Regions from separate parts of the Homo sapiens genome. Here region 2 is linked to region 1. A link is an interaction called in ENCODE POLR2A ChIA-PET data of the cell type or tissue named here. Cell type or tissue: IMR-90. All regions are shown on one strand. Each heading gives the region's core, and the rest is flanking DNA. Links, peaks and the distances in the headings are about the cores only. Region 1 overlaps LINC03082 (long intergenic non-protein coding RNA 3082). Region 2 has its middle 98 kb from the start of LINC00396.

The links. ChIA-PET counts read pairs that join two places held together with the same protein. Peaks named below come from ENCODE experiments on the same cell type or tissue, not always from the same donor. Only the 100,000 strongest peaks of a DNase experiment are listed, where the experiment ranks them.
Region 2: POLR2A ChIA-PET joins it to region 1 with 11 read pairs; 3 of 35 experiments call an interaction of 5 or more read pairs at or near these places.

What each region holds. Positions count from the first base shown.
Region 1 is chr13:110,100,522-110,105,901 of GRCh38, forward strand. The region is part of intron 1 of LINC03082 (long intergenic non-protein coding RNA 3082); the gene reads right to left. Among named protein-coding and RNA genes, the nearest start is that of LINC03032, 18 kb to the right of the region's middle. In IMR-90, for the core only: no CTCF peak of the experiment used is centred there; no DNase peak of the experiment used is centred there.
Region 2 is chr13:109,952,389-109,957,768 of GRCh38, forward strand. No RefSeq gene overlaps it. Among named protein-coding and RNA genes, the nearest start is that of LINC00396, 98 kb to the right of the region's middle. In IMR-90, for the core only: no CTCF peak of the experiment used is centred there; no DNase peak of the experiment used is centred there; H3K27ac peaks cover 565 bases.

The DNA of each region.
Region 1 (5,380 bases), core at 201-5,200:
TGTGCTGAACCAGATGTGGTCTCCACCTCGGGTGCTGCTGGGCTCTTGAGTGATTCAACTCCCTCACAAGCTTGGTGTCCAACACCTCTCAACCACGTGAACTCCTCATCCCTAATCACCTTAACCTCTGCTCCTTTTCAGCTTTTGACTTCGTGGCCATACTGAAGACCCTGGACCACCCAGGAATGTTGAATCTGTGATATCACAAATTAAAACTTCCATCTCTGATTGTAATTTCCTGTTCTCTCACGTCATTGCCTTCATTGTTCCTAGTTCTACAGTGTTCTCTGAATGTCCCACCCACTGCCTGCTCTACTGTCTCCCCATCAAGTAGCCTATCTGGAGTCCTGCTTTCCTTGGAGCCCGTGTCCCAACATGCCCCACCCCCATCTCCTTGACGATGACCCACCTCCCTTGTGTGGTTGTGTGCCTGTCCCACCTGCTTCACAAACCTCAACCAGCTCAGTCCTTGCCTACCCTCACTTTATACTATAAAATGTGCCAAAGTGACTTTGCTAATTTGAGATGTTGTAACAAATTGCCACAGACTGGGTGGCTTATCGTCAACAGAAATTTATTTCTCATGGTTTAGAAGGCTGGAAAACCAAATTTCAGATGCCAGTTTGGTCAAGTTTTGGTGAGGTCTCTTTTCTGGGTCCTAGAAGGCCAACTTCACCTTGAATCCTCACATAGTAAAAAGAGGGCAAGAGCTCTCTGGGGGTCCGTCTAATAAAGTCACTAATCCCATTCATCAGGGCCCATTCTCATGACCTAATCACCTCCCAAAGGCCCCACTTACTATTTATAATACCATCACCGTGGAGGTTAAGATCAAGATACAAATGTTAGGGAAGATTCAAACATTCAATCCACTGCACAGAGCAGACAGGATCTCCAAAAGTTCAGGGTCACCAGCCTCCACTGGGATCCCAAATCTGATCAACAGTTTGAGGACTCTCTCACACAAGGCACTGTGAGCTGGAAGTTTTCAGGAAATAGGGAAGAAGGTGATATCATAGCAACACAGACAGCTTGGGCTGAATGTGAGAATTCCCTGTGGCCAGGCGCCCTTTGAAGCTCACCTGAGTGCCTTCCTTGGCAGTGAGCGGCCTGCCTTCTGCAGCATTGCACTCGAACCTGATCGCCTCCATGAAGAGCAGCTTCAGCTCCTGGGGAGCATGCATGTAGGAGGCCCTCAGGAGCCTACTTTCCCTCTGAAAGTGACTGTCCACATAGTTCCTCAATGAAACATAGACCAACACCATCGCCATCCCTCTAAGAAATTCTCATGCAGATATTAAAATATTTTTTAAACTACTACTCTTGCTTATATCTTCCTAAACACTGCATGCGGGGTTGGTGACAGATGAGGGAGAAGCAGGACTACCTTTTTATTTGCCTCACCCATCCCTTACCTAGCACTTGGCATTGTGCTGTGGATCTGGCAGGCACTTATGGAAATGTGTTGGATAAATAGGGAGATGAATAAATGGATGCACAAACAACTAAGTGAGTGTGACCACCTCATGGAAGCTGCCGTGGTTTTAAACTATGTCCACCAATTCTTCAGGACCCCTCCCTTCACAGGGGGAGCCCAGCTCCCTCCCCTTCCGTGTGCAAGGCACTTCGAGATTCACTTCTGACAATTAGAATGTGGTGGAGGTGCTGATGTGTGACTTCTGAGATAGGATTAAAAGATCTTTGGCTCCCTGCTTCCTCCCCTTTTCAGATTGCTTGCTCTGGAAGAAGCCACCTGCCATGTCATGAGGAAGCTCAAGTAGCCCTGCAGAAAGGCCCATGTGGCAAAGAGCTGAGGCCTCCTGCCAATAGCCGTGGGTGATAGCCATGGTGGAGCCTTCAGATGACTGCAACCTTGGCTAACACCTTGACTCATGGAAGACCCTGAGCCAGAGCCACCCAGCTAAGCCTCTACCAGATTCCTAACCCATAGAAAATGTGAGACAATAACTGGTTGTTGCTTAAACTGCTAACTTGGGAGTAAATTTGTTTTTGTAGCAGTAGATAACTAACACAGAAACTAAGTGCAGAAATGATAAAAGGATAGTGCAAAGTTCGGAGAAAGAACAGGCCAACACTAAGAATAAGCCACTACTTCAGCTATGCTAGGAAATTTTGCCAATCCCAAGGGAAGTTGGGCTTATACCTGGATTACCCCTTCTCTGTGTGCCTAAAGCAGTTTACAAGCCGCCATTATGCCATCATATGATTCACCCATGCTGTGCTTCAATACTTCACAATTCTTTCATTCTTATAACACTGAATTCCAAGTTGAAGAACCGCATTCAGATTTTATTACATTGGGGCATCTGCCAAGCTACCTGCAACACAGTCGGGACCCAAATGAAAATTGTACCTGGTTTGCACAATTCCACGGAAACTAACTCCTATCTCCATATTTCTCTTTTCCCCAAATAAAATGAGTAAATACATCTTTTGTGACGAAAGAACTTCAGAAAGAATGGTGAAAGGAAAGAAAGCACTCAGATTTGGCATGCTAACTGTGCTTTCTTCACATCTACTCATGGCTGAGTTCCCTTCAATTTCTCCCTTCCACTCAGTCTCGGACACAGAGGTACATGCAAGCACTCATGCTTGCCCATGCGGCTTGTCACTCCCAACTGGAGCAGAGAGCAGTGCTTTTAGTTTCTCTTCTGCAGGTCTTTTAGAAGGCTCTGGAAAGCCTGGGGAATCCATGCTCCTTTGTGGAGGCAGCTGTCCTTGCTGATACTTTGCAATCCGACCACATCAGTGATTCACAGATGGTCTTAATATCTTATCAGCGTGAGCTCCCCATTGCAGAACCTTTGATCTCCTGGGGTGCAGGCTCACAGGCGCAGGACATCAACCCTGTACAGAGGCTCTGTCAAGCCCTGTCTCAGCCAAGGCTCGTGGGCAAGAGCTGATTATTGAAAACCTTAACATTCACCTCTCTCTCTAAATGCTTTTCATTTCTTTATTCACACCACACTTTTTTTAAGGTAAAAAAAAAATGTTCTCCTGTTTTACCTGTCAATTGAATATCTACCTCAGCCAATGATTACCTTGAGCACTGCAATCATGATTAACCATTGATTCATAGCTACCCTAAGAACATGAACCTATCCGGGGAAGTTAATTATGCCTCAGCCTGACATCTCTAAATTGGCACAACTACAGACAGTTCCACAAGAAAACTAAGGAGATGACTAAGGTTTTTAAGGAGAAATTAGATGATGAAATTAAACTATTTAGTCTGGAAATAAAGGTGATGAGGGCTATTTAATGCCTTCAAGGATCAGGAAACCTTCTATCATGGTTTGCACGGAGGACAGTCATGAGGAAGTGGGTTTATGTATTGGTGTGAGGAGGATGATGGTAATAACAGACCAGAGAGTGGGGTGCTTGAGGAAGCGCAGTGCCCAGAGAAATGCTGGAGACTCTTTCTCCGTTTAATTTTTTGACTTTTGTTTCTTATCATGGGGTAGTTGTAATATTATTAGATTAATACAAGCTCATGTTGTGTATTTTCCAGACACAAACTAATATGCTTGTGTGTGTGTGTGTGTGTGGCCTCCTTTTACAAACACTAGGGGATTACATTCTGTATACAGTTCTACAACTTGTTTTTTTTTTCCTTTAACAACATATCTTAGTCATGTGTATAGATGAGTATCTATAAACCTACCTTATTATCTTAATACTTAGATGTAGACTTAGGAAGCTTGGGTTTCCATCGTATATACAACACAGCTTATTTAACCATTGCTTTATTGATAAACCTTTATATTACTTTCACTTCTAATAGAACTCATGCCCACATCTTTACATACTTATATGAGTGTATCCATAGAATAAATCTCTAGAAAGGCAATAAATTCCTAGAAAATGAATAACTAGAAAAAAGCAGTTTATTTTTAACCCCTTATAACTTTAAATATGTGTATGTATATCTTCAGACTTATGTTTAAATAAGCCCAGAGCTTCCAAATTGAGCTGGCGTCAGCGTCTCCTGACAGGCTTGCTAAACGCAGATTGCTGGGGCTTAGCCCAGAGTTGCTAATTCACAAGGTGCAGGATGGGGCCCCAGAATCTGCACCTGTAACAAGAGCCCAGGTGATGGTGGTGATGGTGATGCTGCTGGTGCAGGGACCGCTGTCTGAGAACACCTGGATTAAGCCCTGCACCTGCCTGTGGGAGGAGGACAGTAACATCTCATCCATATCTGGGAGCCAGAGCTGGCGTTTTGTTTTTTGTTTGTTTGTTTCCAAATGCACTGGGTCTGTGATTGTGGGAGCCCACCTCAGGCTTCTCTGCCTGGGCCTTGCCAGGTGAGCGAGAAGCTGGTCCCGTGAGGAGCAGTCCAATCCGGCCCATGTTGCACAGCCTCGTGCCCAGGCCCTGGAGCTAGCAACTTGCCCGACACAGCCTGCTCCTTCCCAGAGGGCAGCCCCCATGCAGGCTGCTTCCCACGGTGTCTCAGCAGGTCCTCTGCAGATTTTTCCTCCCACCTTTTTTATGGTGTCCAAGACATGACCACAACCACCACCACCAAACTCTTCCATCCCTGACAAACAGTTCCTATGTTATTTTAGAAAAAGTCTCTCCCCACAGTATGGCAGGAGCACTTCCCATAGTGCCCCCTTCGGCTTTATCTTCAACGATATCTCAAGGCCTGCCAAGCATTCTGACATCATGAGATTAGACTCCACTGTGTACTGGCAGGTTTGCATTTTTTAGATGTCATATTTTAAAGCACAAGACAGGGGCCATGTGGTGGGAGGGACAGTGTGAGGCCCATTCCCTGTTCCCAGGGCACAGACTGCTGTGACATTTGCTCTCTTGAGAACTTAGCAAGGGCAGGCAGAGGCAGCTGACCGAAAGTAACTCCGTGCAAAAGTGGCCCAGCCACTCACGGCGACACTTAATTGAGAGGAATGAGGGCCAGAATTCAAGTCCAGGTTCATGGACAAGTCATGTCCTTTTCAAGACCTACACTGGAAGCCACATCTATGGCCCTTGCTCAGTGTCTCCTTAGTAACCATCGTGGTGCCTCACATGGTGAAAGCTTGACAAACTTTGAAGGACTTCAGCACATGTGGTCTCATTCATTCTACAAAGTCAAGATGTCTTTAACTCTCCTACCTATTTCTTGGGAATAAAACAGAGCTTGAATGACTTTAGTGATAAATAACTTTGGAATAGCAACTCCACATCTTTCCATGCATTGCAGCCTCATGGCATCCGTGTGAGGGAATGTCATTATTATCCCATTTTAGAGGTGCAGTGGGTGAGGTTGGAAGAAGTTTTGACTTTTCTGAAGAAACTTAACTAGAACATGAAAGAGTTCATTCTGAACCCAAGTTCCAGGTTTTTCTATCAC
Region 2 (5,380 bases), core at 273-5,272, 150 kb before region 1:
TTACATAAACCCTTTACATATATATAGTACATATATACATGCATATGTACATATACATATGCATACATATGTACATATACATATACATGTATATATGTACATATATATACATATATATATATATATCCTGTTAGTTCTGTCCCTCTAGAGAACCCTGACTAATACAGACCTATTAGATTAGCAAAGACTTATAACTTTGATGTCATGCTGTGCTGACAGAAGCCACTACTCTTATCCACTGCAGGTGGCCACATGAATAAGAACAGCTCTAAGACAGCATGCTAATATCTATCAGATTTAAAAAGCAGTTTGGAGATTCCTCAAAGAACTTAGAACAGAGCTACCATTTGACCCAGCAAGCCCATTACTGGACATATATCCAAAGGAAATCAATCATTCTACTAAAGAGACACATTCATTTGTATGTTCATTGCAGCACTATTCACAATAGCAAAGACATGGAATCAACCTAGATGCCTGTCAATGATGGATTGAATTCAGCGCATGTGGTAGATATAGATCATGGAATACTATGCAGCCATAAAAAATAAAGAGATCATATTCTTTGCAGCAACATTGATGCAGCTGGAGGCCATTATCCAAGTAAATTAACACACGAACAGAAAACCAAAGACCACATGTTCTCACTTAAAAGTGGGAGCTAAACACCAAATACATGTGGACATAAAGTTGAAATTATTTTTTTAAAAAGTGTGTACCCTCTGGTACTGTAGGGATTTGTCCTGCAAATGAACTGACACAATCCAAAGCAAATAAAGTCACTTAGTGTGCCATTTTTAAATAATAACAAATAATTGGAAACACCTAAAATTTTTTAAAGTCTCATGAAATATATAATGAATATTCATACAGCATTCACTACAATGCCAAAATAGAAAATTCTTTATATTCTAATATAGAATAATCCCCCAAATATAATTTTGAATGAAAAAAAGCAGGGGGTTTTGCCTATATATAGAACAGAACCAAGAGAATATATATACACACACACATATGTGTGTATATATATCTATATACAGATTGTATACATATATACATACATACATACATACATACATATATGTAGAGAGACAGGCATTTTAAGGAACCTGTTCATCTCACTGGAGATGCTCATGCAACTGTGGAGATGCAAGGTTAAAAGTTTGCCGGGCAGGCCCTTAGGTTAAAGACCCGAGGAAGAGCTACACTTCAATCCCAGAAGTCCAAAATGCCATCTGAAGGCAGAATTTCCTCTTCCTGAGGGAACCTGAGTCTTTGCTCTTCAGATCCTTGATGAATGAAGATGGATGAAGTCCACCCACCTTATGGAAGGTCATCTTTCCTCAAAGCCCACTGATTTAAATGTTAATCTTATCTATTAAGTACCTTCCCAGCAACATCCAGACTGATGTTGAACCAGGTAGCTGCGTAATGAGGCATAGACAAGTTGACACGTAAAATTAACCATCACAGAGTGGAAGAAAACATTTATTTTTCTTGCTTACACATAAATACCCATCTGGAAAGAGATCTAGAGAACAATAGAGGGGACTGGGCAGCAGAGAGCAGGGAAAGGCGTACTTCATGTTGAACACCCGAAAACCCAAATATTCTTTATTTTTTTTTTATTTTTTAAAGACAGAGTCTCGCTCTGTCACCCAGGCTGGAGTGCAGTGGCGTGATCTCGGCTCACTGCAACCTCTGCCTCCCGGGTTCAGGCAATTCCCTGACGCAGCCTCCTGAGTAGCTGGGATGACAGGTGCCCGCCACCACACCCGGCTAATTTTTGTATATTTAGTAGAGACGGGGTTTCACCATCTTGGCCAAGCTGGTCTTGAACTCCTGACCTCGTGATCCACCCGCCTCAGCATCCCAAAGTGCCGTGCCCGGCCGATCCTTTTTTTTTTTTTTTAATTGTGAACTGTTTCAAAAGTATTATTTGTACCGAAGTTAAATAAAATTTTTAAGTGGGAGAGAGAAAAACTGAAATTCTTCCAGAGGAGAGAGACCAGGATAATCAAAACACCAAGCACCATCAATGGGGATATTTCGCCCGAGGCAGATAATGCACTCAGGCCAGCTATGAAAGCTGCCTCATATACTCAAAGAACTGTCATAAAAGAAAGGAAATTTGACTTGTGCTGTGAGCCTCAGGGGGAAGGGAAGGTATTTCGAGGCAGAGGTGGAAGTTATGAAGAGACAGATTCTGATTCAAAACAAGGATGAACGTCTCCATAAATAGATGGTTCTGAAAAAGAGGTGGCTGCAGACCGCTCCTGTCCCATGGGGATCTGGGGAAACTTCTGGCAGGGGTGGTCAAGAACAACTGAGGTACTGGATGGATCCAGCGCCCCAAAGTCTCCCCTCAACTCTGGCTACAAATATTTCTCCTCCTTCAGGACTCTGGATTCCCTTACGTGTGTATGGTTTCTGGTCATGGTGCCTGATGACAAAGCGTTGGTGCCGAAGCCATGCACCCAGGGACCAGGACTCTGGTACCGTCATTGCCCAGCTGCAAGGCCTTGAGAACTTCCCCAACCTATAGATGCTGTAACCTGAGCATTACAGGAAGCTATTTTAGGGTGACTTGAGGGGCACTACATTAGAGGATGCTCTTGAAGCACATGGAGGCATCCTGAGATCATGACAAACGTTTGACATCATACAGGTTGGCTGGAATATTTGTTATGGTTCTTCTTATGTTTGTTTTTTTACTAGTAGTAAAACTTTAATTGCCTTTTAGAAGGAAGAGGCTGGAACTGAGAATCACCTGATATGCACATATGACTGGAGAAATTACAATAATATATTTTTTAAAATATCCTGAGTGACATACTGATGGGGGTCTTACGTCTGTATGTGCTTACTGTGATAAGTCAGAAAACACATACTCACAGTAGTTAGCAGCTCCTCTCATCAAAGGTAGAGAATTTTTCCCCTCTCCTTGAGCGTGGGCTAGTCTTGCTTTTGTTCCAGAAGGTGACAGAGGGATATTGCATGGGTTCTAGAGTCCAGGCTAAAGAGGGTTTGCAGCTCCACCTACGCTCTCTCCTGCAACACTCCTGCCACTGCACAAGGGGCTCTAATCTGGGTCAGTGCAGCAGCTGGCAGCCACCACCAGCTTTAGATACATAGGTAAGGCTGTCCAAGATCCCCCAGCCCTCCTCAAGTTGGAAAATGATCGGGACCACATGTATGGCTTGACAAAGACTCTCCTTGACCAAATATTAGTCGGGCTCCTCTGAGGATTCTCTTCATCTGGCCTCAACCTTGACCTGTCGGAACTGCAGCCTGTCAATTTTGTACTCCCCACCCCCACCACACACACATGAAGATACTTGAACAAACACTAGCACAGTTTCTAACAGCTCAAGTCCACATTCCTAGGATGATGACACTGGCCTCTTTAAGTTCTGCCTGACAAGGCTCAATGCTGCCAAAAGAATGTACTGTTTGTTCCAACAAGAGCCTGATTGCAGGCCCCTGACCTCCCTTTTTTGGAGCATTTACTTTAGAAAACTTGCAATTGTAAATATTTTTTTCTATCCTTTTGAGAGGTAGCTTTTACAACCCAGGAACATCTTTCTCAAAGACTTCGGGCCAACTCTTTGAAATGTAATCATTAAAAAAGATAGGGCTCCTGTCTTCCAGTCTCCTGGGAGGGCAGAAGCCCATCTTAATCTGTTTTGTGCTGCTATCACAGAATACCACAGATTGGGTAATTTATAAACAACAGGAGATTATTTGGCTCATGGTTCTGGAGGCTGGGGAGTCCAAGATCAAGGAGCCACATCTTGGGGGTGGGGGCAGCCTTCTTGCTCTGTATGATTGGTAGAGGGCATCAAATGGAGAGAGGGCATGCAAGAGAAGGGAAGAGGGCAGAACTCATCCTTCTGTCAAGAACCCACACTCATGATAACTAACCCACTACCATGATAACTAACCCATTCCCGAGACAGTGGCATGAATACATTCACAAGGGCAGAGCCCTCATGACCTGATTAGCTCTTAAAGGTCCCACCTCTCAATACTGTTGCATTGGGGATTAAGATTTCAACACATGAACTTCGGGATATACATTCAGACCATACAAAGCTTAACTTGAATGTGTCAATTAGCAAACACAGGTGGCCTAATTACATTTCCCAGTTTTTCCCCAGTGTCCTCAGTAATTTTCCTTTAGCATGCCCCACCATTTAAACAGCCCCCCACCTTTTGTTTTGGGGGAATTGAGCTTAGTTTATACTGGAGTGTCTTTTCCCTACTGTGGTACTCTAAATCAAAATCTATCTTGATATTTTTAATAAATGCTTGTGCAAAATTTTTCTTTTACAGCCTCTAGGCCAGACCAGCAGAATGGCCCAACTAACCCACCAAATTATGAGACATAAATTGATTTAAGCCATTAAATATTGAAATGATTTGCTATGAAATAAAGCCTAACTAGTACCTAGAAATGGATACCTAAAAGTGGGCACTCCCATAACAAAAACCAGAGCATTAGCTTTGGGCTTGATGAAGCTGCTAGAGGCTGGAGAAGAGCCTAACTGTATTATGTAGTCAGTTTTGCTGTCAACTCACTGGCAAAACCATTACCTGTAGTAACTTAGAACATTCTTTTAGATGTGCCTAATGAACTCATGGATCTTAAGGACATATCCAGGAAGAAAGTTGAAAGTTCCAATGGATTTCTCCTGGCTGTGAAGGATAAGGGAGAAGAAGAGAGAGGTAAACTTAAGAAGGAAGTGTTCGGTTTTAAGGTAGAATTGGATAAAACACAAAGCCCAGAGTTTCCCAGATTTGAAAGTAAAATGGTAAAAAATTATCAAAGTTAATTAAAGTCTGAGGCCAAAATCAAGTCAAGAATATGGGTATCAAGCAAGTGACATATTTAAGGAAGTTCTAGGTAAACCTTCTCAGACAAATGGGACTTTCAAGAATCTAATAATTTTAAAGGTATTTGCCCAAGGTAATCTCAAATGAAACCCAAAGAAAACAGAAATCTTCTCAAAAAGTATGCCTTTTAGGGCATGGAATAAACACTCATCAGATTCAAAGGAACCCCACAAAGTTTTTAAAGGAGTTGTGCTTTTGAAAACACCACTACTTTGCACAAAAAAAGAAGAGACAATCAAATGAAAAGAATCTCTTGATGTCCAAATTCCTGTAGACAGAAGAAGCTACTGATCAGCAAACAAGGATGATTTCTTATGGAAAAAGAAGGGTATGTCAAGGGGTAAAGGTAAAAGTCCCAAGGATGGACTTTCTGTAGAGCAGCAGAAAACAGGAGCTAGAGGATCACATCCAGGGACTAGATCTAGGTCTTCATCAGGGAACAGTCCCTGCCTGGATTACAGAACTGGATTTCAACCTGTGTGCA